3 separate regions of the Mus musculus genome follow, and all the other regions are linked to region 2. Evidence: chromatin loops called from intact Hi-C (ENCODE). Cell type or tissue: left cerebral cortex. All regions are shown on one strand. Links, peaks and the distances in the headings refer to the core of each region. The heading gives the core; the rest is flanking DNA.

Region 1 (10,169 bases), core at 1,506-9,505, 360 kb after region 2:
CACACACACACACACACACACACACACACACACACACACACACGCACACACACCATGACCACTATAATAAGGCTGTGTATTAGTGAAATATATATACATTTCTCTCTCTATCTGAACTGTCGTCCTTTTCCATTGAATTCTCATTTTATACATTTCATCTAGTTTATATAATCCAAAGGGAAATAAGTTATATAAAAACAAATGCCAAAAAAATGTCTGCTCTCTGAATTCACTAATGTAGGCAGAGTTATTTCTGATGATACATGCAGTAGACATCCAGCCACAGGGACTAAATTGACTTTAATTTCTGTGTGATGAATGAATCTGAAGCTGAGCTGTGAAGTCAATTTGGTTAAGATCCACTGCCCTAGTTAAATTTCCAGAGAGGAAAACTTGGGCATGCAGGTTACCCATGAGGCCTTACATTAGCAGGTAGGAGTTTATTTCTTCTTGCCACTATAGGAAGGAGAACCATCAGTTGCTCCTGGTATGTTGTTATGAAACCAGTGTGCTGGTTACTGGCTGTGGTTTAAAAAAAAACCCACTAAACACTGCAGCTTATGATGGAAACCAAAGCTTTAGAAAAGAGGTATTGGATATGCCTCTTTCTATGAATAAGAACAAAGGAAGATTTCCCCCTAAGCCCGTGTGACCAAAGATAACACACTTCATTCCAATAATAGGATTTCTTTTGTTGTTCTGTAAGAGCAACAAAAACAGTTTAGAAGGGCCAAGCTTTGGATATACTTACTGCTTCAGTCAAGTTGACACCATGCGTGTCATTAAAGGAGTTAAATTTTGGGCTGTTGGAGGATTTTAAAAAGAAGATGACTGTTAGAAGATTTCCATTTAGTACTTGTCCATTGATCACAGAGTGGATAATTTATACAGTGCTTGGTGATTTTCTGAGGCACATGGAATATTTGAATGAAAGAAGAAGGGTGGATCAGTCTAGTTCAGAGTCATTACAAGGTGCTGTGGTGGAGACAGGGTAGGTGTCGGTGGGGCAGGGGACGTGTTCAGGAAGGAGGTCATTTGGAGGAGAGGTGCAGGGTTTGAATACTTGTCATATTTTATATTGTGGAGGATTCTGGGCCTGATTTCCTCTTTGTGAAATGGATATCACAATGCCTGTACTTATGAGTTGGCAGGATTACTGGATATGCTTAGTGAGCATAAAACAGCTCTTGGCACATGATATCTGTTCAATAATCAGAAATGATCATCACTGTTGTCGCCACATTCATCGTCAATGTTACACAGGGGAATGACATTCAAGGAGACTTTGTTGCATAGTTAGGACTGTACTTTTGGTCCATGATTGGTAGGTTTTTCTTGACGGAGAGATCAGGCAAATAAATAAAAGGAGTTGGAGCAGAGATGTGGAGCGAACATATGGACTACATGCTCTCAGACGGAGCTTTGGGTTCAGGATAAAGCTTGCTTGGTTTTGGTTTTGATCAGATATATTTTTAGTGTATTTGACTACTTGGCATCTAACCAGTGCACCACCATTTAGTGTTCTGGTTCCAATGGATCCTGCTCCCCACTAATTTTCACAAAGCCCATGGCATCCATTAAAGACTCTATTATCCTTTCGTTTGAAAAATTTTCCAAATTAGTTTATCCCACTGAACCCTTTATAAACTATCAAGCTTTCTATAACTCTTCATAACCTTAGGAAAATTAAGTATGCGTCTAGTCAATTCTCCCAACAGCGTAGTTGCTCCCTCTCTCTCACTCCATATTTATTCAGTGCCACCAACATGCCAGACATAGCTAGGCATCAGGGAATGCCAGGTGTATTCCAGGTGATGAGGGTGAAGGCCAAGAGAACAGAGACGTGTGTTGTGTGTCACCAGGATGGTGCTAGGAGGGTCTGAGTATCCTGGGGTTACATGGGAGATTCATTTTGCGCAGCCAAGAACGGTTGCTTACAGGAACTTTTGACCAATGTCAGTCATGAATATGAGCCAAGAGGACCAGGCAACAGCCACAGAGGGAACCAGAGAAAGTGCGAGGGCACAATGAGAAATGCCGCTCCTCCCGCAAGCACAGTGAGAATAAAAGACACTTGAATAATTCTACTTCTTCGTTTCTTGCAGGAACATAGCCCAAGTGGATTCATAGCTTGCATAAAGCTAGCTCTAGAAGGAGTAATGAATAAGTGAAGACAGTATTCATTTTTAAACATTACTTAAATGTTTAAAAACATTATTTTGTGGTCCATTATCGACTAAACATAATTCTTATGGAAAAAGAGAATGGAAATTACCTTTTAGATTTAGATTTTGATATCCTAGGGCTATCTGTATGAGACCATTAGAAAAAGAGACAAAGGAACAGGAGGAAATAATAAAGATAGGAGAGGCAATAATTTATTTTAAGGAACTAAGAAATTAGAAAGAAAATTCAATGCCGTACTTACATACACAGAACAAAAGAATATTCTTTATTTTAAAGAATCTATACTTTTTTCTATGAATACATGAATATACTGCATATATGCATATATATCAATGAATATATAAACTTATAAATAAATTATATATAAGTATATATACTTACAAATAGGTATAGTTACATATATACTTATAAGCATATCTATCTATCTATCTATCTATCTATCTATCTATCTATCTATCTATCTATCTATCTATCTATAACAGTAGAATTCCAAATGGCCTTGTGATGATTTGTATATGCTAGGCCCAGGGAGTGGCACTATTAGAAGGTGTGGCCCTGTTGGAGTATTGTGGCCTATTGGAATAGGTGTATCACGGTGGGTGTGGGCTTTAAGATGTACACCCTAGCTGTCTGTAATTCTGTCTTCTGCTAGCAGCCTTCAGATGAAGATGTAGAACACTCAGCTCCTCCTGCACCATACCTGCCTGGATGCTGCCATGCTCCCACCTTGATGATAATGGATTGAATTTCTGGACCTGTAAGGTAGCCTCAATTAAATGTTGTCCTTATAAGAGTTGCCCTGGTCATGGTGTTTGTTCACAGCAGTACAACCCTAACTAATACTGGCCTTTTCAAACATTAGTATTAATTGCCCTTCTCCTCATCTGTTTTTGTACCTTACTTTCCTATCCATTATTCTCCCAGTTATTCCCATTTTCTCTTCATTCATACAACTTAAGTTTTTTTCTGTAACCCTATACAGGGGATACTGTTCTTTCTAGTAGCCATATGTGACCAAATAAAAGCCCAGTGCCAAGTATGGAATATCTTCCCTTAAATTTCTGTTCACGGATATTTTGGAGACCTTACCCCAAAATTGGCATCATTCTTGGATGTCTATCAGCACTTGATGGTTACATTCTACTGCTGATGACACTACACACTTTGGTCACAGGGCATGGAGAAATTAAGTTGGTACCAATAAAGGACTCTCCTCCCTGGTGGCTTTCACAATGCTGGAAGGTGCTTATGTAAGATGCTGGGTAGGGGCAGTGGTACCCAGAACTGAACCCTGTGAAGTACAATAATGACTGGCACAGTATGATGCACACATGCAATGTTTCCATGAATGTTATGACAGTAACTAACTCTTTTCTGATTGGATATCAGACCTCAGGAACAAACACATGTTTGTATTACAAATCTAGCCCCAAACCTATAGTTAGGAAGTTCACCAACTCCATGTCTGTCTGCTAAATGAACACTGTGTCAAACTGCTGTTTAAATTTGTGTCTCAGTGCCCAAAGATTAATGGCGTGGATGCTAGCTGATAATGGAGCTGGAAACTCAAAGCTAGTCAAAATAGAGGATTAAGTGTCAATGGAGTGCTCTGTCACAAATATCCCTGGAGGGCTGGGGAACCATATCAGAAGAAGGGGCAGCAAGATAAATGTCAGAAGTCAGGGAAGACTAGAACAAACTTCTGGACCTGACAGGACCAGTACACCCATGAACACTTGCTATCAACCTACCCATGAACATCTACAAGATTAAGCCAGTCAGCATGCTATCAAGGAAGGGGTGTGCCTCATGGGAACACTCCTACCCCTAACTGAGGGGCCATTGGCAGTTGGTAGTTTGTGTGTGAGGGAGTTTCCTTAAGGAGTTGTCCCTTGTAGGCTGACCATGCTCCAGGAAATGGCCTCATACCAATGAGTTATGGACAGCACAAATCAGACTGGATAGATAGATAATTAACAACAACAAAAACCCCAACAAAGCAAAAGTGGGCATGAAGTTGGGAGGGTCTGCAGAGATGAGGTCTGGAAAGAGTTAAGGAAGGAGTGAGGAGAAAGTACGACCAAAATGAATCAAATTAATTCTCAAAGAATTAGTAAAATATGTATTTTAAAAGGAATATGTGCCCTTAAAACCAAAAAGGCATTATAATATTCAGAGGACAGCCATCTTATATGGAGAACAATTATCATTTGATGCAATTGTTTTCACTTAGCAATTAAATGAATACTATAAAACAGGAATTCTTTCTTCCTTCATATTTGAGACAGTCTTGCTATGTAGACCAGCCTTGCTTGAGTCTTTTGCCTTGGTCTCCTAAGTGATGAGATTATGACCATGCACCGGTTTTTTCTGCTTAAACCTAGTATTTTAAAATTTAATTTATTTTTATAGTATATCTGCTCCCCCCCCAGGTGGTGTGTTTGGGCACATCTGTTGGGGAACAGACAAGAGGGATTTTGAAATGCATTGCATGGACAGTAGGAAAGGCGATGTAATTCACATTTGACCAAATGTTTAGCTGTGTCATTCATATCCTCAAGGGCTTCCAAACATGAAAAGTTTTCATTATTCCCCCAAGAGCTGCTAACACTAAAATACCTCAAATCAGAAAACCAAAGTTTTATAATTTTCCTCTTCAAATAACGTAGAGGGTAGAGGCTAGAGCTGTTTTTAAGCAGAACAAGGGAACTTAGGACACAACTTGGAGGAACTTGGGGTTCTTATTGCCTTTTTCCCTGAGCTGGGCACACTTGGAATAACAGAATAATTATCTGTGAGCCTTAAAAGTAAAGGTGAAATAACCCCATGCACCTTTATTTGAAGGTAAATCAAATGCGCAGTCCTCCAGTGGAGATGATTCTTGCTTCAATTTACACTCCAGGACTTTCTCTGTTACTTTAAAGATAATCTTTGCAAATGCACTGTTGCGGGATATTTGGTCACACTGTGAGACTGTATACTGGAAAAACTTGTGTCTGTCTAGTTGTGGTGTGGCTCAGTCCTAGCACACACCTTTATTCTGAGAGCTTTCTGTTTATTGTAAATAAGACCCAATAAGACCCAATAAAGTCAACTATAGGTTAAGAGGTGGGGCAAGCAACCAATTGACAGGAAGTGAATATAGGAGAGAACCATAGAGGTTGAAAGGAAATCAGGAGGATGAATAGAGAGACATACAGGAAGTAGAAAGGAGGGATATTCAGTTAAAAGTGTTTTGAAGACATCATGGAAGAGGAGAACTGTTTTTTTTTTGTTTTTGTTTTTGTTTTTTTTCCTTCTGGGACTACCTCTCTGGGCTTGCAGGCTTTCACCACAGTGTCTGGCTCCTGTGTCTTCATTTGGTTAAATCAAAACCTGTGGGATTTTGTTCCAAAAACAATTCTCTTTGCTCACGTAAAAAAAGTTTTCCATAACCATGAAATTTTAATATCACTAATTTGCATATTTGAATGACTTTTTCAATGGCCACTGGATAAGAATGGAGAAGGAAAGTGTTAGGTTTATTTAAGTTTATGGATTCATCATGTGTTTCCTGTGGAATAGGAGGTTGTTATGTGTATTGGCAAGAATCTCAATGAGGCTGTGGATCATTGCCCCTGATTTGAATATGGATAGTTAGATGCCGAGAGAAAGTAAATACACAGACAAAAAGCCGGTCAGGTTCTGGATGGTTCTGTGATGTCCAGTGGCTCAGAGGCAGTGGTAAAAGCATGGGAGTGTTTGGTGTGAAGTGGGTGGAGGATTTCAGAGGAAGGCACTATGTTCTCTCGTTGTGTAACAAATTAACTTTAAACTTGGAGACTTAAAGCAGCACATGTTACAGAGGCTTGTGGGAGTGTAGGCTTGTTCTCTGGATGGAACTGCCAGGCGCCTTTACCGGGTTTCCTGGGTTACTGCTTAGATGAGCTTTCCTTTGTTTCTTTGGACTCCGGCCATGGTCAGTGTCTGTGGTCCTTCACAGTGCTGAAGAAAGTCGTCCAGCCACCTACCCTGGCCTGTACACCCTCTTGACTCTGCCCTCATGAACGCTGATGCTTTACTAGTTCCTCTTCCATGATCCTTTTCAGCCAATACGCATGATGGTTAAATATTTCAAGGCCGCTGATGTCCACCCATATCTCTTGACTGCAGGCTACATCTGCTGCAGTATTAGCAGGAAAATGAAGGTGGCCACATGTGACATACATGGGCTTTGCATCTGACACAAAGTCATTTTGGGTCCATCGTTTCCCAACTCGGAGGACGATGTGTCCTTCTTGGCATGCAGGGTCAGCATTGCTATTCCCTTTCCTCAAGAGTAGTCCTGTGATGGAGTACACAAGAATTTCCATATTTGCAGTACAGCTTTCTAAGGATCAACATTTCACTTGCAGATCATAACCCCGATGTCCTTCCTGCTGTTTCATGCCTTGTGGTCAACACCTGTGTTGGCTTCCAAGCTCAGCTTCTTTAGGAAAAAACAAAACAAAACAAAACAAAACAAAACAAAACAAAACAAAAACAAAACAAAACAAAACAAAACAACATCAACACCTGGACAAAGTCACCCAAAAAATGATATCGGGTGTGATGATTACAAAATTATAAGAACCTTGCTAAGTGTTATATGGCTGTGTGAATCCTATATTCTAGATAGCACATTCTACTGTATAGACAGAATGAATGGTAGTTGTAGAGGAGAGACACAGAGGCCTGAAGCAAGCCACCGATGCATGGCTCTTTGTTTTTCTTAGCTTCAGAAAGTATCTATTATGGTCATAAAAGCTTTCTGCACTCTCTGTTAAAAGCCAAACTCAATGAATTGGGCAGACCTTAGAGCTCTGGGATGACTTGTGGTCAGGTGGCATTTCTGAAGAGCAAGCACAAGTGAGGTCCAGAGACATTTAGATGGTTTTAGTTCAGCACTTTGCCTTGTAGAATCAGTTGGCTGACCAGCTGTAATGGGTAGAAGCTCAACTGTCATTAAGTGAGACAACCATTTGTTATGAAAACAATCTCTGGAATTAGACTTTCAACTGGCTTACATAATAAGTCAGGAGGCAGTTACTCTAGAAGGAATCAGGGTTTGGATCTAGAGGCCTTCTCTGGTTAGATTTTGTTTGGTTTAAAATTCTGTAATACTTCTCTGTTTGAAAGTGGAGTGCAAATGGATTGCAAATGGGTTGGGACTTTAGACACAATGTTGGGCTATCAGCGGCCTGCATATGCACAGATCGAGAGGGGCAAGATTCTCTCAATGTTGGTCCCTGGACCAGAAGTACCAGCATCGTCTAGAGGAATTAGGAACTGCTGTCTTTGCTTCTTACACAAGAGATACTGAATTAGAATGTCTATGGGTACAACCCCATCACTGTGTGTTTTAGCAGATTCTCTGTGAGATTATGATTCTTTAGAGGAACAGCCCTGCCCATGAATAAATGTATCTCTTTTTAGAGAAAGCAGAATAGATAGTCATCTTAGAACAGAAGACAGAATGTACACAAACTCCTTGAAAGACCAGAACCCAGAAGCATGGAGCAGGCAGAGGTTCTAAGAATAGTACCTTTCTCTATATGCCTAAATCTGGTCTCTGGACAAACTAGATTCTGGGAGCCTCCAAGTAATGTGGAAGAATTTGGTTTCCAGTCACTTTGAGTTCACCGCCTCTTATCTTGTAAACTGGACCTTTTCTATATTTTTAATGGGCTCAGTGACTCACCCAATGAATGTTTGAAAATGTTATATGGATTTGCAAACAGTGACTCGAAGGATATATTAATCTAGTCATGATAAAATTTAAAAATAATGGGCAGCAGAGACAGTTGTTATTTTGAATGAGAGACTCATGATATTTAAAAAGGTTAAAAAACTTGAAAGTCAGGAATGTTAGGCTAAATATAAAAAAGGTTAGATTTGAGGAGTGGGAAAATGGCTTAGTGAATAAGGTGTTTGCCACATAAAGACCTGACTTAGGATTTCCAAAACACACTTAAACCAGATAGTGGTGTGTGCCTGCAATCTCAGCACTCCCAAATAGCTAAGTGATAAATAAGAGGCAGAGACAACAGGATCCCAGGAGGCCCCTGGGCCAGCTAGTCTGGCATAAGCAAGGATGAACAACATCAGATAGAAGAAAAGGGTCTTGGGTGTTTTAGTTGACCATACACTTAATATGAATCAATGATATGTTGTATTTACAACTTGTAAATATATAATTTTTATTTATTCATTTGTTAATTTATGCAATGCTTATTTATGGAGTCAGCTATGAACCAGATGTTCTACTGAATGAAAGAATAGGATAAATAAATCAGGTGTTTAAAGAAAATAGTGACACCGTTGTGTAAGAGTCCTTTTAGCTATGGTGTTCAGGCTGGTTTGGATGACTGCTATCCAATGATTCATGTACTATAAGTTTGATGCTCGAAACAGTCCTGTCAGGAGGTGCTGTGGATCTCTCCTAGGTGGGGGATTATGGGAGGTCCTCAGATCTTGGGGAGCATGCCTTTGAATAGGATTGCAAAGCCCCAGCCTTCTTTCTCTTTGCTTTCTGACACACATTTCCACTAGAGATCCAAAGCACTGAAACTAATTGCTCTTGGCCTGGAATTTCTAGAGCTATGGGTCAAAACAAACCTATTCTCTTTGCAAATTATGTCAACAATTTTGTCACAGCAACATCAAGCTAACTACTATAGAGCTGGTGAAAGTGACAAAACCCACAGAGATGAGGCTGAGATATGTTTTGGGAAACTTGGAAGACAGATGAAAGTCTAGTGGTTAATAAACTTCAGCATACAAAAGGCTCAAATCAGAGGATTGCTAAAACTCAGAATGTCATGTTCTAAGTTCCAGAGTACTTGGTTCAATTGGTTTCAAGAATTTCCATTTTAGCAAGCTTTCCTAGGAGATGCTGATGCAGTTAATTTGGGAGACTCCATTTGATAATCACTAATTTAGTATGATAGAGTTTGAGAGAGCTAGGACCAGTGGATGGGTTGCTTAGAGAATGCTCTAGTGAGACATAACAATTGTATTGACATGTCTGCAGAAGTGATATATTTAAAGTAGATTAAATTTACTCTATTTGATCTCTGAAGTAGAACATGGATTACTTGGTATGGACAGAGATAGATTATGGAGAAGCCTAAATAACATTCATTCCTCAGGCAGACTTTAGACAGGATGGACAGCTCAGAAAGAACGATATTTCTTCCAGGGACTTTGAAGACAACAAACATGGTGTTGACCTATTGTAATATTATATGAACAGAAGAAAGCCAACCACCTACAGAGAAACTAAGGGAGTCAGGGAGAAGGCAAGGAGAAAACACTTCCAGGTTGCCAATATCTCTTTGTTTCTAGCCTTTCCTGAAGTATGTTCCATTGTTTTTGAACTTCATGGAGTCATCTGTGTAATCTCAGAATATTTTCTGTGAATCATTGTTAGCTTTTTGCTTTAATGTTCTAATCATTAGCCTTAATGGACAAAAAAAGAAAAAAAAGTAGCAGTAAAGGAGTGCAGTAGCTAGGGCATCTATTGAAGCATGCAACATGGAGTGCATCCCTTGCAGCTAGCATGGAGTGCATCCCTTGCAGCTGGCATCTTCTTGGGACTGTATAGTGAGCAGATGATGAATTACAGAGAATAGCGAAAGGGAGCATGGCAAAAAGTAGAGGAATCCAGAGTTGTTTAGGAGTAGGGCTGAAAGATGAGATATAGGCATGAGAGAGAAAGGGGGAAAGGAAGTGTTAGCATTTCTTCTAGGCTCCTCCCAACAGTTATTTAGCAACAGCCAGCTATGAGCCTGACTTGTTATATATAGGCTGTTTGGTCTCTCATTCTCTCTTTCTCTCTGGTCTCTATGTCTCCCTCCCTCTCTATCCTCCCTCCCTCCACGTGTTCCTGGCTGGCTTCTTTCTTTCTTTCTTTCTTTCTTTCTTTCTTTCTTTCTTTCTTTCTTTCTTTCTTTCTTTCTTTC
Region 2 (10,169 bases), core at 1,299-9,298:
GGCATGCCACAGGCTGCTTTGCTACCCAGAGACCGTCTTCATGCTAGGATTCACTTTGAAGGATTATGAAACGATGGATGACTCCCTGCTAATCCATTATCTATCTATCTATCTATCTATCTATCTATCTATCTATCTATCTATCTATCTATTTTTTTTGTTGTTGTTTTTTTTTAGAGACAGGGTTTCTCTGTGTAGCCCTGGCTGTCCTGGAACTCACTCTGTAGACCAGGCTGGCCTCAAACTCAGAAATCCACCTGCCTCTGCTTCCTAAGTGCTAGGATTAAAGGTTTGCGCCACCACAGCCCCGCATGATGGTTACTTTTAATTATTGACTTGAAACAATGTAGACTTTTACCTAGCAAAGGAAGTCTCAAGGATGAACTGTTTAGGTTGGTGTGGGACCACCCATTTTGTAGAATTTGGATAGAACATGGGTGGAACTCTTTCATGAGCTGGGTCCTCAGCCGAATGCAAGGGAGAGTGAGCTGAGCAGTGGTGTGCATGCATTAATTAATCGCTTTCTGTCCCTGACTGTGGATGTAAGGTGGTCAGTTCTCTCACCTGCAGCTGTGACTTCCCTGCCTGGAAGGCCTGTAACTTGAAACTGTGAGCCAGATCAGCCCTTTCTCACTTAAGTTGCTCTGTCAGCGATCTTACCCCTGACAGAGCAACTGGGGCAGAAATTAAGACTCGCTGCACTGATGAGTTCCAGGCATGACAGACCTTGTCTTACAAAAGGTGGTTATTGAGCAGTCTGACTGAAACTCGCTCTGTTTTATAACTAGGCCATTCAATTTCCCAAAGAGGCAGGTAAGGCTCCTTGGAAAAACCACAGACAATGAATCAGCCATGAATCAGCAATGGCCCTGAAATCTATTGGAGAGATAGCTAGCTCAAGGACTGAAACAGGTCCTAGAATTTCTCTAAGGCCTGAACATAAATTGAAAAAACTAGTATAGTAACCAATTAGACATGTACTAATGTAACTGCTGCTTACCTAGCCAATCATACTAAAAATGACCTAACCATTCCCTAAATCCCCCTAGCTGCGATTAAAAGGAGCCTATGAGCTCATCTCCGGTCGCCATTTTGTAGGAATGGCTGATCCCCCTCTCCCCCCAGCTCTCACATGCTGGCTGTTTCTGAAGGACAAACACTCTTTGCTTTTGGATACGATTTGAGCGTGACTTCTTTCAGTGATTCTTGGACCCTTAAAGTTATATTATTTCCTCAAACAAACAACAACAAAAAAATCCTGGGGCCGATCCTGCCAACCTCTGGTTTAGAGATACACTCAGAAGAGTGTATGGATGGAAGTAGATTGTGGAAGGAACTTGAGTTCAAATCTCCTATTGGAGAGGAGGGGTACCATGAGGGGAATAAATAAGGCAAGACTGTCCACATGCCGACAATTAGCTGAATGTGGTTGGTTATTCTATGGCATCATCCCCAGATCAACCAAACCAGACACTCATGAGGGGTGGGACCCATTGATCAAGGTGATTCTGGTCTGAAGGTGCCTTAGTTAGGGTTTCATTGCTGTGAATGGACACCATGACCAAGGCAACTCCTATAAAGGACAACATTTCATTGGGGCTGGCTTACAGTTTCAGATGTTCAGTCCATTATCATCAAAGCAGAAGCATGGCAAGATCCAGACAGGCATGGTGCTGGAGGAGATGAGAGTTCTACATCTTCATCCGAAGGCAGACAGGTGGAGATTTTCTTCTGCAAGGAAGCTATGGGGCGGGGGCACTTGGTTGAGCTTGAGCATAGGACTTCAGTAGTGATGCATGTCCTCCTCCCAACAAGGCCACAGCTCCTAATAGTGCCACTTCCCAGGGACACAATCAAACCACAGCAGGTGAGGCTGAGAATCACTGGTAGGTATTCTATTACTGCACTGGGAGTAGTGAGGGTTGTGTCTGATCACTCCTTCTAATTAGCAGGATTTTTCCTCTTGAGAACATCCTCAGGCCGTGACCTGGGTGCGATTGATATGGCGAAGACAGGATATGTTTTTGGTTGTTTATTATTATTATTAAAACACCTCCCTGCTTCTGAAATCTCTGGATATCATACCTGGAAACTCTCTGGACCTTATGATGGACAGTGAGAGGACTTTAGCAGAACAATAGTATTTAGTTTTCCCCTAGGCTCATGGCCTAGGCAGTGTCAGGTTCTTGATCACCTGAGCAGTGTCAGGCATGGGTTCCATCTCATGAAGGGGACCTTCAATCCAATCAGAGAGTGGTTCGTCACTTCCACAAATTTAGTGTCACCAATGTGTCATGCAGGCAGGTCACCATTGAGGATCAAAGGGTTTGTACCTAGATTAGTGTTTACCTTTCTCTGATAGTGTGCAGAGTCCTGTTCCATACCAGGGACACTCCTAGTCAGTAGGCGTGAGGCTATGTATAGGCAGGCACTGGCTTGACTTGTCAATGTTTCACGAGTTGTGTAGATGTTGACCTCAGCAATAGGATCTTGCCACCAGTTTGTGGAGAGCATTTGTTTTAGGTTTCTCAAGAGTCACACAACTTATGGGTAGTCTCTATATGGTAAGGGAATTTGTTGATGACTTACAGTCTGTAGTCCAACTCTCAACAATGGTCAGCAGCAGCTGTGAATGGGAGTCCAAGGATCTAGCAGTTGCTCAGTCCCACAACTCAAGCAGGCGAAAAAGAGAGAGAGAGAGTAAATCTTCCTTCTTGCAGTGTCCTCATGTAGGTCTCCAGCAGAAGGCGCGTCCCAGATTAAAGGTGTGTGCCACCATGCCCGGATCTGGGACTTGCTTTGTCCCAGATGACCTTGAACTCAGAGATCTCCCTGTCTTAATCTTCTGGGATTCATAGCCACTATGCCTCAAGATCTCCATGCCAAGATCCAGGTCAGAAACTTGTATCTCCCAGCCTCCAGATTAGGATCACAGGTGAGCCTTCCAATTTTGGATTGTAGTTTATTCCAGATATAGTCAAGTTGACAACCAGGAATAGCCACTATAGCACTCAAGCCTGGGCTGGAGGCCCAGCATCTCTGACAAGCTCCTGGGCAATGCAGTTGCTTCTGATGCAAGGACTGTGTGGTAATTTGAATGAGAACGGCCCCCACAGGCTCACAGGGAGTGAACTATTTGAAGAATTAGGACGTGTGAGTTGGAGTACATGTGGTCTTGTTGGAGAGGGGTGTCATGGGGTCAGGGCTTGGGGAGTAGACTTTGAGGTTTCAAATGCTCAAGCCAGGACCAATCTCTCTCTCTTCCTGTGTTGGAAGACCCTGCTATTAAGGTCAAAGTCTATCGTGACCAGATAAGCTCTCCCAGCCTGGTGCAAAATGGAGGACTCCCGTTCTCAGCGGGGTTTCCTCCTCTCTGTCTGATCTTATCTAGAGACTGTCTCTAGGCACAGGTGCCCTACCTTATCTGGAGGATGACCCTGCACAGAGCTTCCTGTAAATGCTACTCCATTCAGCTCCGAGGTCCTGCTCAGCCCTTACTGTGAATGATAACGAGGTACAGCACTTCCCACCTGTAACCCCCCCCCCCCCAAAACCTCTGAGCACAGTCACATAGTCTATGGCCAGATTATAGGTTAAACACTCCCCCTTCCCCACTTCCATTGAACCTGAACATGCCTGGCAGGTTCTTGGAATTCTTCTTCATGCAAAAGAAGTATTCCCACCCTACCTACCCACTCCTCAAGATCTATATAAACCTTGTTCATCCCCAATAAAGTGGAACTGTCTCATTGAAGTTGATCCTGGAAGTCAGTCCCAGCTGTTCGAGCCCTACCCCACCCCCACCCCACTTCTGCTTCCTTCGTGCTTGCTGGCTGGTGGGCAACAGCCCTGGGGAAGAAGGGGGCATCACATTCCTGCTGCTTGCTGTTCCTGATGTAGAACTCTCAGCTACCTCTCTAGCACTGTGTCCGCCTGCATGCTGCCAGGCTTCCTGTCTCGAAAACAGTGGGCTAAACCTCTGAAACTGTAGGCTAGTCTCGGCTAAATAGTTCCCTCTATGAGTTTCCAGGAGCACGGTGTCTCTTTGCGGCGAAGAGCATGGTCGATGATAGCTTGTATTCTGAGCTATGCTGACTTTGGCTCAACTGGAATGCTATATTAAACAATTAACAATTACATAAAAATATATCACAAACTGTTTATAGCCCAGGGTCTTGATATGGAAACCATATTCCTCAGTATGAAGCTATCACAGAGCCTTCTTTATGGGTCAGCAGCCCTTTACCTGTGAAGTTTGTTCTGTGGAGTCCTGCTTTCAAGTCTCTGTTTATGAACTTTCTCCATGTCCCACACCAGCCTTTTCCGGTCTCTGTAGCATCAGATTCCCTGTTGGAGCTAAAAAAAAAAAACAAAACAACAACAAAAAACCCCAGAACACAACAAAGTCCCTGAGGGTGGGACCCAGTCATCTCTTCTTAAAAATCTCCACAAGTGCTCCTAATGTGCAGCTAGAGTTGAGACTCCGTGTTTTAAATACCAAATTTTCATTTCAGTGTTGCTACGGTGATTTGTTTCCTCCAAAACGGTTCTGCAAAGAGCCTGTTGCTAACCCTCGAGAAGTAGGGAATTGGTAGCTGGCTTGCTCAGTGCCTGAGCTCTGCCTCTCTCAGCCTGGAGCTGTGTGCAGGCTGCAGATTGCATTCTATTTACTTGCCTGCTGTTCAAACAGAAGAACTCTCTTATTTGAATCTCTCTTAGGATGAACAACTTCCCCATTGTGGACTAATCTGAAGACAAGAAGTCCCATTAGGCAGAAGCACAGACCCTGGGATATGTCCGTGCTATTAACAGTCTATCCATTTCTGCTCTTGCAGTTTTGTGGGGGTGTTTCCCTGCCTGATGCAGGCCACCGACAGTTTTTTGCTTTTCTTTCTAAGAGCCGGTCAAAACAGGCTGGGGAGTCTGCAGCAGACATCAGCCGGAGGAGGTACGGAGAGGCCAACTGCCGGTTAGATTTAATAGGCTTTAAAAGGTTGCCAGCTGAGAAAGGAGTTATGCCACTGCCCAATTATCTCCCCTCCTCCCCTGTTCTGGTGGCCTCCATGCTACCAGAGAGAAATAAACTATCCTAGGGAGGAGATTTGGAAGTCTTTAGAACCATTTGCAGACTCTTAGGTTAAATATGCGGAATTGCGCCCTTTTGTCACCGGAGGTATCTTTTAGTGCACTAAGCATTGGCTAATTTTTTTTTTTTTTTTTTTTTTAGTGAAATGTATACATCCAAGTTACTCCCTCCCCCCCCCCCCCCCCTTTGGGTCAGATGCGTACATATTGTTCCTGAACATTCCTCCCCGGGAGAAAATGAAAAACCATATTTAAAAATGAGGAGGAGGAGCAGTAGGAGGAGGAGACGTTGACTCTGAAATCCTGCCTAATCCGAACTGTGAAGTGGGCCAAGTGAGTCTTTAAAAAGAACAAATGCGGGTTAGAAAAGAACAAATGCGAGCACGGAGCGGAGTTCTCAGCACCCTCCTCTAGGGGGCGCAAAACTTCGTGTACCGCGAGCTTCCGGACTGGCCAAAGCCTCCTCACAGACACATAATTAAAAATAATAGAAGTTAAAAGAAACCATACCAAATGTGGTGTAGAGAGAATGGCTTATGCATTATGTGGCAGCATCTCCTGCTGATGGCCTATTAGCTCAGGCAGGAAATAGAAGGTGGGACTTCTGGCAGAGAGAGAAGGAATTCTGGGAAAGAGTCAAGAGAAGAGCATTCGTCCTGAACTTTGAGGAAGTTGGATGCATGAAACTGAGGCGAGGTGACCAGCCGTGTGGTGGCAGACATAGAATAGAATAAACGGGTTATGTAAGTTATGAGCTAGTTGGGAATGCGCCAATGCTTATGGCAGAGGTGTTTATTCATAAATAAGTCTCAGGATCATTTTTTCTGGGTATGAAGAGGCCGAGTAGAAAAGCTTGTGGCTACGATGTGGGTCAATGATAGAAAACTCACATATTATGCGTGAAGCCCTAGGTCTGATACACAGGGCCACAAGCAAAGCAACCTGAAACAAAAGTTACACAGAAGTCATCTTGAATTCAGGTCATCTGATTCCAACCAGTGCCCAGCTAGTTCTCCACCTTTTCTCTTTTCTTTAATTTTTATTATACTCTGAGAATTTCATTTGAAATATATTAATATATATTACTTATTATATTAATATAATAGAATTAGTATTATATTAATGATATAATATATGTTAATAGACATTTAATATAACATATGTTAATATAGTGCTATATTAATATAATATTAATGGGTATTAAAAGATTTATTTATTTAAACTGTTTGATTTCTTTTCTTTTCTTTTCTTTTTTCTTTTTCTTTTCTTTTTTTGTTTTTCGAGACAGGGTTTCTCTGCATAGCCCTGGCTTTCCTGGAACTCACTTTGTAGACCAGGCTGGCCTCAAACTCAGAAATCCACCTGACTCTGCTGGGATTAAAGGTGTGCGCCACCACCGTAGATTTTCTTTAGGCACACCAGAAGAGGGCATTGGATTCCATTATAGATGGTTGTGAATTGAACTATATGGTTGCTGGGAATTGAACTCAGGACCTCTGGAAGAGCAGTCAGTGCCCTTAACCATCTCTCCAGCCATATATATATATATACATATATATATATATATATATATACATACATACACATATATATAATATTCATATACACACATATATAATATATACACACATATACACACAATATAATATATACACATATATAATATATAAGAATATGACTATATATATTATATATATAGTCATATTCTTTCCTAACTACCAACTCCTCCTAGATCTCTCCCAACTTCCTCAGCTTCACGTTCTCTTTTTCTCTTAAAAACCAAAACAACAAAACAACAAAAAACCAAAACAACAAAAGCCAAACACAAGGAAAAAAAATCTATCAAAATACATGGAGTCTGATTTGTGTTGACCATCTACTCCTGAGCTGGGGCTCACCCTGGAGTGTGACTCTCTGAAGAAAGCTGATTTTCCCTTCCCCAGAAAGTATCAATTACTCCTAGCTTCTTGGCTGGGAGTGGGACTTGGCGTTCACGTCCTTTTCTCCAGGCTGCCACTGTTGTTTGGTTTGAGCTTGTGCTGGTCTTATGACTGCTGCCACAGTCTCTGTGTTCATATACGTTCCAGCCCTGTTGTATTTGCAAAATGCTCTGAAAACTGTGCAGCACCTCTGGCTCTTACAATCTTTCTGTTTCCTCTTCCAGCAGATCCCTGGGCCTGGTGGGGAGGGAGGGGTTCTATACAGACAGCCCACCTAGGGATGAGTGCTCCGAAGTCTCTGACTCTTCTGTGTGGCTCTTTGTGTTAATTACTATCTTCTGTAATTACTCATCATCTGATGAGGCTGAGTGTGACATTGATCTATGGATGCAACACGGTACCATTAGGAGTCATTTTACTGCGATGTTTATGCAGCAGAGTAATTGTAGTTGGTTATCTTTTGAAAAGCTATGTGAAAAGCTACTAATGTATAAGATTCATATATAGTCCACATATGTCTTCATATATATATATTCCACATATGTCTTCAAATATATACATATATATTTTACATATATGTCTTCATGTATATACATATATATTTTACACATATATCTCCATATACACACACACACACACATGTTCCACATATATGTCTTCACATATATATTTATATATATTCCACATACATGTCTTCATATATATATATATATATATATATATATATATATATATATGTATATATTCCACATATGTGTATATATATGGAATCTAAATGGTGTTGCAGTAAATATTGAGTGTTTCTACCCCACCTTAGATCATTTAGTTACCACATAAAAGATACAAAATCTTTATATTTATAATAAGCCTTAAAGCACCAGAGTAGGGCAGATATCAACCCTCTATGTTATTTTGTCTACTTCCCTGTCAATATCCCCAAGATATCACTTGCATGTTCTGCTTAGGCTGCTCCTACTCCAACAGGCTGGCCCTCGTGGCTATATACTCACAACCAACCTCCCCATGATGCCTTCCTTCTTTTTATCCCTCTCTTTGTGGTCTCTCCTCAGACCCCAAGCCCAGGAACCAAAGCCCTGCCTACCTCTCTTTTGCCTAGCTACAGTCTGTCAACATCTTAAGGAGCCAGGTTTGCACAACAAAAGCTGGCATAAGTGAGAATTCACTCATCTTGAGGCAGCTAGACCTTGGGATATAGAATTTAGCATTACAATACATAGCGACAGATCAAACCTCAACAATATGGCATCCTCATGTAACCAAGGAGAAAGAAGCCCTAATTAGATATCATATGCTACCAAATAAAATCCCCAGGGCCTCATAGACCACCCCCAAACACTGTAGGCTATTGCCAGTGATCTTAGCTACCATCTGTAACTTGATGGTAGGACCCTATTGCTGAAGATGTCATATTTATGACCTAGAACATGGAGAAATTGGGCTGACACTCAACTAGAAGCTTCATTCCTACTATCTAGTGTCCATAGTATTAGAAGGCACTGTACAATATCATCTGCTTATATAACTATGTGAGCTACGATGATGGTTTGTCAGCCCGATGTGCTCACGTGCACCATAGTGGCATGAATATTAGGTGGGTAACTGTAGCTTTCCAGCGGCCGTGGATGAACTGGGTACCTGAAAGGGGTGCTGGAAATGAAAAAGGAATGGGGTGCAAGAGAAGGATGAAGCCAAGACAAAGTCTCAAAGTTTAATATTTAGCACTGCGTTTATATAGGGAGAGCCCACAGACCCATCCTTTGTCTCAGCTGGATTGTGTAGCAAAGCAAGTTCAGGGGGCAGTCTACTCCTGTAGGAAATTGCAGGTGCAGCAAGGCAGAAGACCTCACCTAGGTCAGTGGAAGACCAACTGTGGTGAGCACTTGAGGTCTATTTAATCTGCTCAAGGCTGGGGGAAGGGCACAATTCTCTCTTTTTTGTTTTTTAAAGATGAGCTGCATGGGGGCACAAGATTTACTTGTTTTCCATAATCCCATCTAGGTTAAAGAGTGGCCAGGTCACCATGCCTGTCTTAGGTTGGTGTCTACATTGCTCCTTCTTACCTGTTAGGGAGAACAAACATAGCATTGATATATGTCTCTGTCTTAGGTCGACTGGAGCTCAAGAACACTCTTACCTGACCACAAGCCTTCTATAGCACACTCTTTCCCATTCACACCAAAGCCACAAAGGACATATGGATATGCACTCAATGTATTTCTTCATATCAATGGATAACTGCTGAGCTTGCTAAAAGCGATCCTGTGTGATGGCAACCAATCTGTTTAAGATACAAGGTCCAAAAGTTAAAGGCAACAAGATTATAATTAATGGCCCAAGCAGTGTAGAAATTAAAGTTGTAAGCCACAGGGAAGTGGAGAACCAGGATTCAAACCATCCCTGATTCTGTTCTTTTTCTCTTTTCCTTTTGGCTCGTCCTTCTCAAACTTTAGCCGTAGATACCTTCACTATTCCTGAATGATCAACGTAAAAGTAACATCCCTCATGCACAGGTTACCAGCCAGGTTTTGTTTACATTTAAGGCCCACTCCATGAGATGAACCCCACATTTGATATTGTTGATATAGTGAAATATAAATTTTCTTTGATCTATGTATACCACTCAGACCTTGTTAACAGCATGGATCTGAGGTGTGAGTATTTTAAGTTAAATGAGTTAATCTAGGGATTAAATCTTAGAGTTGGGACCATTTTGACCCATGAGGAAAGAATATAGCCCCTGGGGAGTTCCTTTCTGGGGCAGTGGTATGACTCTTGAACTATCTCTAAAGATTTCCTTGAGGCTCCTTCTGTCATTTACAGCCTTCAAAAAATCATCCCATCCCTACCCTTAGCTGGTGCATGTGTAGCTGCTGTATCACATGTGTGCCAGTAGGTGGCAGAGAGGAGAGAGGCTATTTCTATGCTGAGTATTCTGACCTATGAACATTTTAATGACTAACATTCCCTGGGGGAAAAAATGAACCTGAGATGTCTACCACTTTAGAGCCAGGCAGGCTTGGATGAGCTCCCAGGATGGGGAGCAAGTTGGAGACTAGAAGAACCCAACCTGGGACTGTGGCCTTGGGTGGGAGCGAGTTGGAGACAAATGACCCTTTCACAGGA
Region 3 (10,169 bases), core at 767-8,766, 180 kb after region 2:
ACAAAACTGGAAAACCTGGATTAAATGGACAAGTTTCTAGACAGATACCAGGTACCAAAGTTAAATCAGAATCAAGTTAATGATCTAAACAGTCCCATATCCCCTAAAGAAATAGAAGCAGTCATTAATAGTCTTCCAACCAACATAAGCCCAGGACCAGATGGGTTTAGTGAAGAGTTCTATCAGACCTTCAAATAAGATCTAATTCTAGTTCTGCACAAACTATTCCACAAAATAGAGGTAGAAGGTACTCTACCCAACTCATTCTATGAAGCCACAATTACTCTGATACCTAAACCACAGAAAGATCCAACAAAGATAGAGAACTTCAGACCAATTTCTCTTATGAATATCAATGCAAAAATACTCAATAACATTCTCGGTAAAAGAATCCAAGAACACATTAAAATAATCATCCATCCTGACCAAGGAGGTTTCATTCCAGGGATGCAGGGATGGTTTAATATACGAAAATCCATCAATGTAATCCATTATATAAACAAACTCAAAGACAAAAACCACATGATCATCTCTTTAGATGCGGAGAAAGCATTTGACAAAATCCAACACCCATTCATGATTAAAGTCTTGGAAAGATCAGGAATTCAAGGTCCATACCTAAACATGATAAAAGCAATCTACAGAAAACCAGTAGCCAACATTAAAGTAAATGGTGAGAAGCTGGAAGCAATCCCACTAAAGTCAGGGACTAGACAAGGCTGCCCACTTTCTCCCTACCTATTCAACATTGTACTTGAAGTCCTAGACAGAGCAATTCGACAACAAAAGGAGATCAAGGAGATACAAATTGGAAAGGAAGAACTCAAAATATCACTTTTTGCAGATGATATGATAGTATATATAAGTGACCCTAAAAATTCCACCAGAGAACTCCTAAACATGATAAAAGGCTTCAGTGAAGTAGCTGGATATAAAATTAACTCAAACAAGTCAATGGCCTTTCTCTTCACAAAGAATAAACAGGCTGAGAAAGAAATTAGGGAAACAACACCCTTCTCAATAGTCACAAATAATATAAAATACCTTGGCTTGACTCTAACTAAGGAAGTGAAAGATCTGTATGATAAGAACTTCAAGTCTCTGAAGAAAGAAATTAAAGAAGATCTCAGAAGATGGAAAGATCTCCCATGCTCATGGATTGGCAGGATCAACATTGTAAAAATGGCTATCTTGCCAAAAGCAATCTACAGATTCAATGCAATCCCCATCAAAATTTCAACTCAATTCTTCAATGAACTAGAAAGAGCAATCTGCAAATTCATCTGGAATAACCAAAAACCTAGGATAGCAAAAACTCTTCTCAAGGATAAAAGAACCTCTGGTGCAATCACCATGCCTGACCTAAAGCTTTACTACAGAGCAATTGTGATAAAAACTGCATGGTACTGGTATAGCGACAGACAAGTAGACCAATGGAATAGAATTGAAGACCCAGAAATGAACCCACAGACCTATGGTCTGTTGATCTTAGACAAGGGAGCTAAAACCATCCTGTGGAAAAAAGGCAGCATTTTCAACAAATGGTGCTGGCATAACTGGCAGTTATCATGTAGAAGAATGCGAATTGATCCATTCCTATCTCCTTGTACTAAGGTCAAATCTAAGTGGATCAAGGAGCTCCACATAAAACCAGAGACACTGAAACTTATAGAGGAGAAAGTGGGAAAAAGCCTCGAAGATACTGGCACAGGGGAAAAATTCCTAAATAGAACAGCAATGGCTTGTGCTGTAAGATTGAGAATTGACAAATGGGACCTCATGAAACTGCAAAGCTTGTGTAAGGCAAAAGACACCGTCAATAAGACAAAAAGGCCACCAACAGATTGAGAAAGGATCTTTACCTATCCTAAATCAGATAGGGGACTAATATCCCATATATATATATATATATATATATATATATATATGACTCAAGAAGGTGGACTCCAGAAAATCAAATAACCCCATTAAAAATGGGGCTCAGAGCTAAACAAAGAATTCTCACCTGAGGAATACCGAATGGCTGCGGAACACCTGAAAAAATGTTCAGCATCCTTAATCATCAGGGAAATGCAAATAAAAACAACCCTGAGATTCCATGTCACACCAGTCAGAATGGCTAAGTTGAAAAATTCATGTGACAGCAGATGCTGGCGAGGATGTGGAGAAAGAGGAACACTCCTCCATTTTTGGTGGGATTGCAAGCTTGTACAACCACTCTGGAAATCAATCTGGTGGTTCCTCAGAAAATTGGACATGGTACTACTGGCAGATCCCACAATACCTCTCCTGGGCATATATCCAGAAGATGTTCCAACCAGTAAGAAAGACACATGCTCCACTATGTTCATAGCAGCCTTATTTATAATAGCCAGAAGCTGGAAAGAACCCAGATGCCCCTCAATAGAGGAATGGATACAAAAAAATGTGGTACATTTACACAATGGAGTACTACTCAGCTATTAAAAAGAATGAATTTATGAAATTCCTAGGCAAATGTTTGTACCTGGAGGGCATTATCCTGAGTGAGGTAACTCAATCACAAAGGAAATCAAATGATATGTACTCACTGATAAGTGGATATTAGCCCAGAAACTTAGGATACCCAAGATATAAGTTACAATTTGCAAAACACATGAAACTCAAGAAGAACAAAGACCAAAGTGTGGATATTTGCCCCTTCTTAGAATTGGGAACAAAACACCCATGGAAGGATTTACAGAGACAAAGTTTGGAGCTGAGACAAAAGGATGGACCATCTAGAGACTGCCCTATCCAGGGATCCACCCCATAATCAGTCTCCACACTCTGACATCATTGCATACACTAGCAAGATTTTGCTGAAAGGACCCAGATATAGCTGTCTCTTGTGAGGCTATGCCTGGGCCTAGCAAACACATAAGTGGATGCTCACAGTCAGCTATTGGATGGATCACAGGGCCCCCAATGGAAGAGCTAGAGAAAGTACCCAAGGAGCTAAAGGGATCTGCAACCCTATAGGTGGAACAACATTATGAACTAACCAGTACCCCGGAGCTCTTGACTCTAGCTGCATATGTATCAAAAGATGGCCTAGTCGGCCATCACTGGAAAGAGAGGCCCATTGAACTTGCAAACTTTATATGCCCCAGTACAGGGGAATGCCAGGGCCAAAAAGTGGGAGTGGGTGGATAGGGGAGTGGGTGGGGGAGGGTATGGGGGACTTTTGGGATAGCATTGGAAATGTAAATGAGGAAAATACCTAATTAATAATAAAAAAGAGGTGGTCTGTCTACTTTATTCAGTCTGTCATTCTGATGCTAACCTCTTCCAGAAACAGAGACACAAGAAAACATTTAACCAGAAATCTGGGTATGCTATGGCCTAGCCCAGTTGGTTAAGATTAGGGAATTACGGTCAGTAACTGTCACGGTGCCCCTTAGTGTCGTACAGTGAGCCGGCCCCCCTGGAACAGTTATCTCCGGTTCTGAACTCTTTACTGCTGGGCCCTGACATTCAAGTACATTCAGGGGTCTTGGAAGGAGTCCTACAGTAAGTAGGGCTGGATGGCTCCTGCTCGCAGCATGTTCACAGCTATGGCCGCATACCAGGTCCATCACCTCTGACGCAGAGCTTTCCCACTCTTGCTCACCAGCTCCATCTTGAAGAGCTGTAACGGGATCCCATAAGATGTGCACATGTGTGGCAGCGTTAGTCCCCATCCCGTATACTTGAGTTGGCTCTGGGCATCTGTGCTATGGAACGCGCATGCTATTTATTACATAAAGAGTATTTTAAAAATATCCATCAAACCGCTAGGATAGCTTTTGAGAAAAAGAAAGAAAAAATTAAACCCAAACTAGGCCACAGCTTATCCCGGGAGCTGGTGAAAGGACTTGGAGATGAAGTCGTAGCAACTATTTTTTTTTTCCTGCGTTCAATTTGCTAAAACCAATTTCCTGTTCTTAACCCAAGCAGACAGCCATGTCCCCAAGGGGTTCGTTAGCTCATTGTTCTGAGGCTGTGTCCTTCCCTCTATTTGTGGCAGCAGATAGGGAGGGCTCAGCTCACCTCTGCTGTTAATGCTTATAATCTTATTAAAAGCTAAGGAAACACACAATCAGCTAACTCCTTGCATGACCAAAAACTGATTTACCAGCATCACATCAAATATTTACCTTGCCCTAAGCTACCAGTAATTACAAGTTGATATTGTTCAGGCTCAAACAAACACTGGGTAATGAATTTCTGCTAATTATTAGGCACTGATGAAAACTGTGATTTGACCACTCCAGCATCATCCTGGGCCGCTCACCTTCCTGCACAGCGGACGACTTCAGTTGATACGAATATATTTAAGTGCTGCCAGAAAGCATTTCTCTGGTGTCAACCAGAAGTAATTACCAAGGTGTCTAGGACGGTGATTAAAAATGGGTTAAAAATTAAGATTTCTGGTTTGCCTTAGTTATTTCTATGCAAATAGGCCACATTTTTCAACGGATGTGGGTGTCTTAATTAAAAACAGGCTAAAGTTTTACAATAACAAGAGATTTTTAAAAAACCTACCAAACCTCACACTCTTAAAAATGATTCTGGTGCCAGCTGCAAATGAAAGCCATCCTTCTCTAATGCGTAGCTTTCCGGGCTTTTAAAAAAACTTGCCGTGCAACTGTTAATGGAGCGTGCACTTCCCGATGGAAGCCTCAGTCAGATTGCAGGTGTTTTGTGTGTTTCCTGTTCAACTGCAGGAAGTGGAGAGTGCGTGCAGTCGGCTTCCCTCCTGGGAAGGAGCAGGGGAGGCGTCTTTCCCCCCTCTACGGTTGATGCCCACACGGTGCCTCCAGCTTGGAAAAAAGGAGAAAAACAGTTCTTTCTTTAAGATTTTATTCTTGTTTTTAACTGTGTCTATGTCTGTGCGTTTGTGCAGTGAGTGCAGTGCCTCAGAAGGCCACAAGAGGGTGCCAGATCCCGCGTCACTTGGATGCTGGGACCACCTCCCCCTCTGCAGGAGCAGAGTGAGCCTTTTACTCTGAGCCGTCTCTCCAGCCCGGAGACCCCTCTTTCTCTGCAGTAAATATTTCTTGTTTCTGTTTCCCTTAGTGCTCTGACTTAACCATACAAGGAGTTACCCAAAGCTACATTAGAGAACCTCTATAATTCATTTTAGCCCAATCTGGGAAGCCCAATCAGGGATGGAGGTGGCACCTGTGGTCTCCCTGTCCCTTCCGTGGACTCTCTCAGCTGTCTCAGCAGGGAAATATTCTAGCCATTGTCTCCAAGTGAGTGGGGGAGAGTGTCTACTGGAGACAGGCTTAAACAAAAGTCATCTCTTCATGAGTTTGTGTGATGGCTGGTTTTATGTCAACTTGACAGAAGCTAATGTGAGTTGAGACATTAACCTGAACTTCAATTGAAAAAATTCCTCTATGAAATTAGGTTGCAGGCAAGCGTATAGGGCGTTTTCTTAATTAGTGACTGACATGGGAAGGCCCAGCCCATTGTAGGTGGGGCCATTCCTGGGCTGGTGTTCGGTCTTTCTAGAAGAAAGCAGGCCAAGCAAGCTATGATGAACAAGCCAGTAAGCAGCACCCGTCCACGCATCAGCTCCTGCCTCCAGGTTCCTGGGCAGTTTGAGATTCCACATTGGCTCCCCTCAGTCCTCAGTGAACTGTGATTCCAGATATGTAAGCCAAATATATCCCTTCCTACCCACGTTGCTTTGGTCATGGTGTTTCATAAGAGCAATAATAACCCTAACTAGGACAATCTGCTTCTCTTCCTTCTCTGTGTTTCCTGGGCAAACACGCTGATCTCCACGGCTGTAGCTACCCTGTATACATGCTAATGCTAATACCTTCCCAAGCCACGTTCTCCACCCTAGGATGCCCTTGGAAGACCCACAGATTCACACTGTGTATATTGACAAAAACATGTCGCAAATCTCATCTCCCTCCTGTAGCCTTTCGTGGGACAATCATCAGAATGTTGGCTATCATAATCTTGGCTACTACTGAGCCAGCTGCCAGAGCTGGACACCAGTACTTGTCAGTCCTCATTCTCCACCCTCCAGTTCTATTTCCATCCCTAACTCCCTCTCAGTTCTTCCCCCTCCTCCCCAGCTGGTGCTCACAGTCTCAGTTCTCCCCCCTCCTCCCCAGCTGGTGCTCACAGTCTCAGTTCTCCCCCCTCCTCCCCAGCTGGTGCTCATAGTCTCAGTTCTCCCCCCCCTCCCCAGCTGGTGCTCACAGTCTCAGTTCTCCCCCCTTCCTCCCCAGCTGGTGCTCACAGTCTCAGTTCTCCCCCCTCCTCCCCAGCTGGTGTTCTCTAATACCCATGTTTCTGTGTCTTGTTGCACCAGACCTTTGCCCCTGGAATTTTCTCCCCCAGTCCCTACTCACTTCTTCCCACTTGTTTTTTGTTCTTTTTTTGTTGTTGTTTTCTTTTTGTCTCTTGCCTAAGTTTATTGTTTGTTTGTTTGTTGTTTGTTTTTTCGTAGTTACTCATTGTCTGCCGATAAAGTTCAATCACTATGTGGTGAACACCTAAGTTGTGTCTCTTCTCCCCTGGAGTCATCCACACCTCCAGTATCAGCTGTGGGGTTATAGACTCTGTTTTCAGAATTGGAGCCAAACCTGAGTCTGGAGCAGAAGGCAAAGCTGGTGATGCAGGCCTTGTCTTCATTTTGAAATTTAAAATTTTGTCTATCACAGCTTCATTTGCACTAATTTTGTTTAAAAACATTACCCTTAATTACTTATTGCAGATTTTTTTTTTAAATTTCTTTAAATTTCATACCTAGGGTGACAAGGGCCTTTCTAGCTTTATCCTATTCTGGTTCTTAGTTGTGATTCTAGGGTTAATTCTGGAAAGTTCCACGTAGAGTCTGGGAATGAAGGCAACCCAGCAGAAGACCGCAGAACACTTGAGCCTTGAGGGCTTTGTTGAAGCTTGAGCCTGGATATTCCAGAAGTCTACACCTGCGTCTCCCAGTTTTAGGAAATGGTTCCACTCTTTTACTTAAATCCAATACCGGGGGAGTTCCTGGACTAAGTGGGCATAAGAGGCTCCCTCTCCAGCATCATTTCTTGCTATCCACCTCACTTCTCAGCCACACCCCCTGTGACCTGGCTCCTCCCCCTCTGTCTCCTCCAGCAACACCACTTGCTATGCATCTCACTTCTCAGCCACACCCCCTGCGACCTGGCTCCTCCCCCTCTCCCCCAGCATCACTTTTTGCTATTGACCTCACTTCTCAGCCACACCCCCTGTGACCTGGCTCCTCCCCGTCTGTCTCCTCCAGCAACACCACTTGCTATGCATCTCACTTCTCAGCCACACTGCGGAGCACACTGCTCATGGGCATGCTGGGCTGGCTGTGTGTCTGTCTGTTTGGAGCTCTGTCTTCTGACAATGTGTTACGAATGCTCTTCCTCTCTGGTTCTATCCAGAGGAAACCCACTCATGCTATGATACATAGTTAAACATTACTTTCACACTTCTTTTGGTTTTGGAGTTATACATTTGCATGTGTGAGTGTGTGTGTGAGAGAGTGTGTGTGAGTGTGTGTGCATGTGTATGTGTCTCTCTGTGTGTGTGTGTGTATAAAGACCAGAGGTCAACTGTAGGTGTCTTTCTTAATCTCTCTACCTTACCTTTTGATACAGGGTCTTACACTGAACCTGGAGCTCACAGATTTGAGAAGATTAGCTGGACAGCAAGCCACAGAGACCCCCCTGTCTCCTGCTTCCATGTACTGGTATTACAGAGGGTTGCCACCGTGCCAGGCTGTTTATGTGGGTGTAGAGATCTACACTCGGGTCCTTAAGTTTGTAGAGTTAGGATTTTTATCAAGCGAGTCATCTCCCCAGACCATTTTTAAAAAAGGTTTTACAAAACAATTCAAATATCTGAAACACAGTGGAAGCATTTATAATCCTATTAAATGTTTCTCAGCCCAACACCCCTGCAGGAACAGACATTTTCTTCCAAAACTTTATCTTATAAAATATAAAGCATTTAGCTATAGAAATAAACGTCTGGGAGCACTATGATGGTGCCAAGTTCTGGATGTCTCCTCTTCTAATATATACTGGCATAATAGTGGAAATGACATAAAATAAATACGGTATTTAATAACATGGATGGTGAATGCTTATAGTTCTGTCTCTTAGCCAGTCCTAGAAGGCCCATAACTGTGAAAAGAAAAATGAACCAAGGAAAGCGTTTAGCGGGCTCAGGCCATCTGTCTGAGATTTAGGTACCATCATCCAAAGAACGCTTTGGTGCATGAATTCACAATTAAACACACACAGATTGTAAACACGGTGTAAGAGGCTTGTTTCCTACCTAACTCCTGCTTTGCACTGCATGCTTCAGAGCCTTGGAACAACTGGGGCCCAGCTGCTCCACGAGGAAAGAATTAATTTCTTACACCGTCTAAGACCCACATACCATTCCAGACCCTCCGCCTTTTTTCCTATAGGTCTGCATTTCACACTGGGACTTCCTAGATTATAGGGAGGTAGTGAAAAACATAGCAAGACCAAGCTGGCATCCACGAGTCCTTCCCGAGACCCCAGGGATTAAGCTCTGACAGCAGAGCCCTTGCTCAGATGAGCTCAGGTCCCTTCAGGGTGGAGGGGCTGCAGACTGGAGCTGCTGGTCATTACCGCACACTCTCACACCGTCATGGTCCTGGTTTCCAGGTGTGACTCTGCTGGGCTTTCCTGAGCATCACTCAGAGTCACTCATGGGAGGGGCGGCAGGACCTATTGAGACTTAGCCACACTGGAATTGGCTTCTGGGAAACGGGAGTGGGAAGAAGCAGCATAGGAGTTCAGCTTTGGAGTGATTTTGGATCCTTTCCTAATTCCTGGCTGTATCCCTGGTCTTGCCATAGAAGGGTCTCTTTGCTCCACCCATCCTTGTATGTATGATGCATCTCAGAGTCCAGGAACCTTCCTTTAAACATTCCTATGCACCAGATCTACTCTCCCCTCCTTCCTTCCTTCCTTCCTTCCTTCCTTCCTTCCTTCCTTCCTTCCTTCCTTCCTTCCTTCCTTCCTTTCTCTCTTTTTTTTCTTTCCAGAGCTGAGGACCGAACCCAGGGCCTTGAGCTTGCTAGGCAAGTGCTCTACCACTGAGCTAAATCCCCAACCCCTCTCCCCTCCTTTCTAGGAAGCCATGTCTGTTAGTGTGGAAGGAGACCTAAGGGGTCATATAAACCCACTAAAGTTTCATACTTAGGAAAACATTTATGTTTTTGATTTCTTTATCAAGTTAACAGTAACGTGGCCATTGGTTACAAATTCACTAGAATTTTTTTTTCCCCTAATCAGTTTAATGTTCCATTGATTAAAACATTTCCTCAATTAAGATTGGCTACAAGGTATTTCTCCTTTAATGACTGTTTCAAGTTATATTTATGCATTTTCTAAAATGAAACGGTCCCTGCATGTAGGGAAAGCTATAACTTGGTTATATATTAGAAGATAATGTACCATGCCTGACCTAAAGCTGTACTACAGAGCAATTGTGATAAAAACTGCATGGTACTGGTATAGTGACAGACAAGTAGACCAATGGAACAGAATTGAAGACCCAGAGATGAACCCACACACCTATGGTCACTTGATCTTTGACAAGGGAGCTAAAACCATCCAGTGGAAAAAGGACACCATTTTCAACAAATGGTGCTGGCACAACTGGTGGTTATCATGTAGAAAAATTCGAATTGATCCATTTCTATCTCCTTGTACTAAGGTCAAATCTAAGTGGATTAAGGAACTCCACATAAAACCAGAGACACTGAAACTTATAGAGGAGAAAATAGGGAAAAGCCTCGAAGATATGGGTACAGGGGAAAAATTCCTGAATAGAACAGCAATGGCTTGTGCTGTAAGATCGAGACTCGATAAATGGGACCTCATAAAATTGCAAAACTTCTGCAAGGCAAAAGACACCGTCAATAAGACAAAAAGACCACCAACAGATTGGGAAAGGATCTTTACCTATCCCAAATTGGATAGGGGACTAATATCCAATATATATAAAGAACTCAAGAAGGTAGACTTCAGAAAATCAAATAACCCCATTAAAAAATGGGGCTCAGAGCTGAACAAAGAATTCTCACCTGAGGAATACCGAATGGCAGAGAAGCACCTGAAAAAATGTTTAGCATCCTTAATCAT

The links. Peaks named below come from ENCODE experiments on the same cell type or tissue, not always from the same donor. Only the 100,000 strongest peaks of a DNase experiment are listed, where the experiment ranks them.
Region 1: a loop joins it to region 2, with 21 times the contacts of the local background. A loop is called at or near these places in 2 of 42 quality-filtered maps.
Region 3: it touches region 2 in a loop (8-fold over the local background); 2 of 42 quality-filtered maps call a loop at or near these places.

What each region holds. Positions count from the first base shown.
Region 1 is chr10:126,481,161-126,491,329 of GRCm38, reverse strand. No RefSeq gene overlaps it. Among named protein-coding and RNA genes, the nearest start is that of 1700025K04Rik, 110 kb to the right of the region's middle. In left cerebral cortex, for the core only: no CTCF peak of the experiment used is centred there; DNase peaks (open chromatin) are centred at 5,967 and 7,629; H3K27ac peaks cover 2,368 bases.
Region 2 is chr10:126,840,220-126,850,388 of GRCm38, reverse strand. Gm24179 (a small nucleolar RNA gene) reads left to right here and starts at 9,888; the gene lies at 9,888-10,015. In left cerebral cortex, for the core only: a CTCF peak has its summit at 5,500 (motif pointing right); DNase peaks (open chromatin) are centred at 4,665, 4,837, 5,461, 5,758 and 2 more places; H3K4me3 peaks cover 513 bases; H3K27ac peaks cover 3,351 bases.
Region 3 is chr10:126,658,433-126,668,601 of GRCm38, reverse strand. Gm40797 (a long non-coding RNA gene) reads right to left here and starts at 4,667. Exons shown (of 3, transcript XR_001779706.1): 1 at 4,546-4,667. In left cerebral cortex, for the core only: a CTCF peak has its summit at 4,938 (motif pointing right); DNase peaks (open chromatin) are centred at 3,760, 4,756, 5,669 and 5,994; H3K27ac peaks cover 659 bases.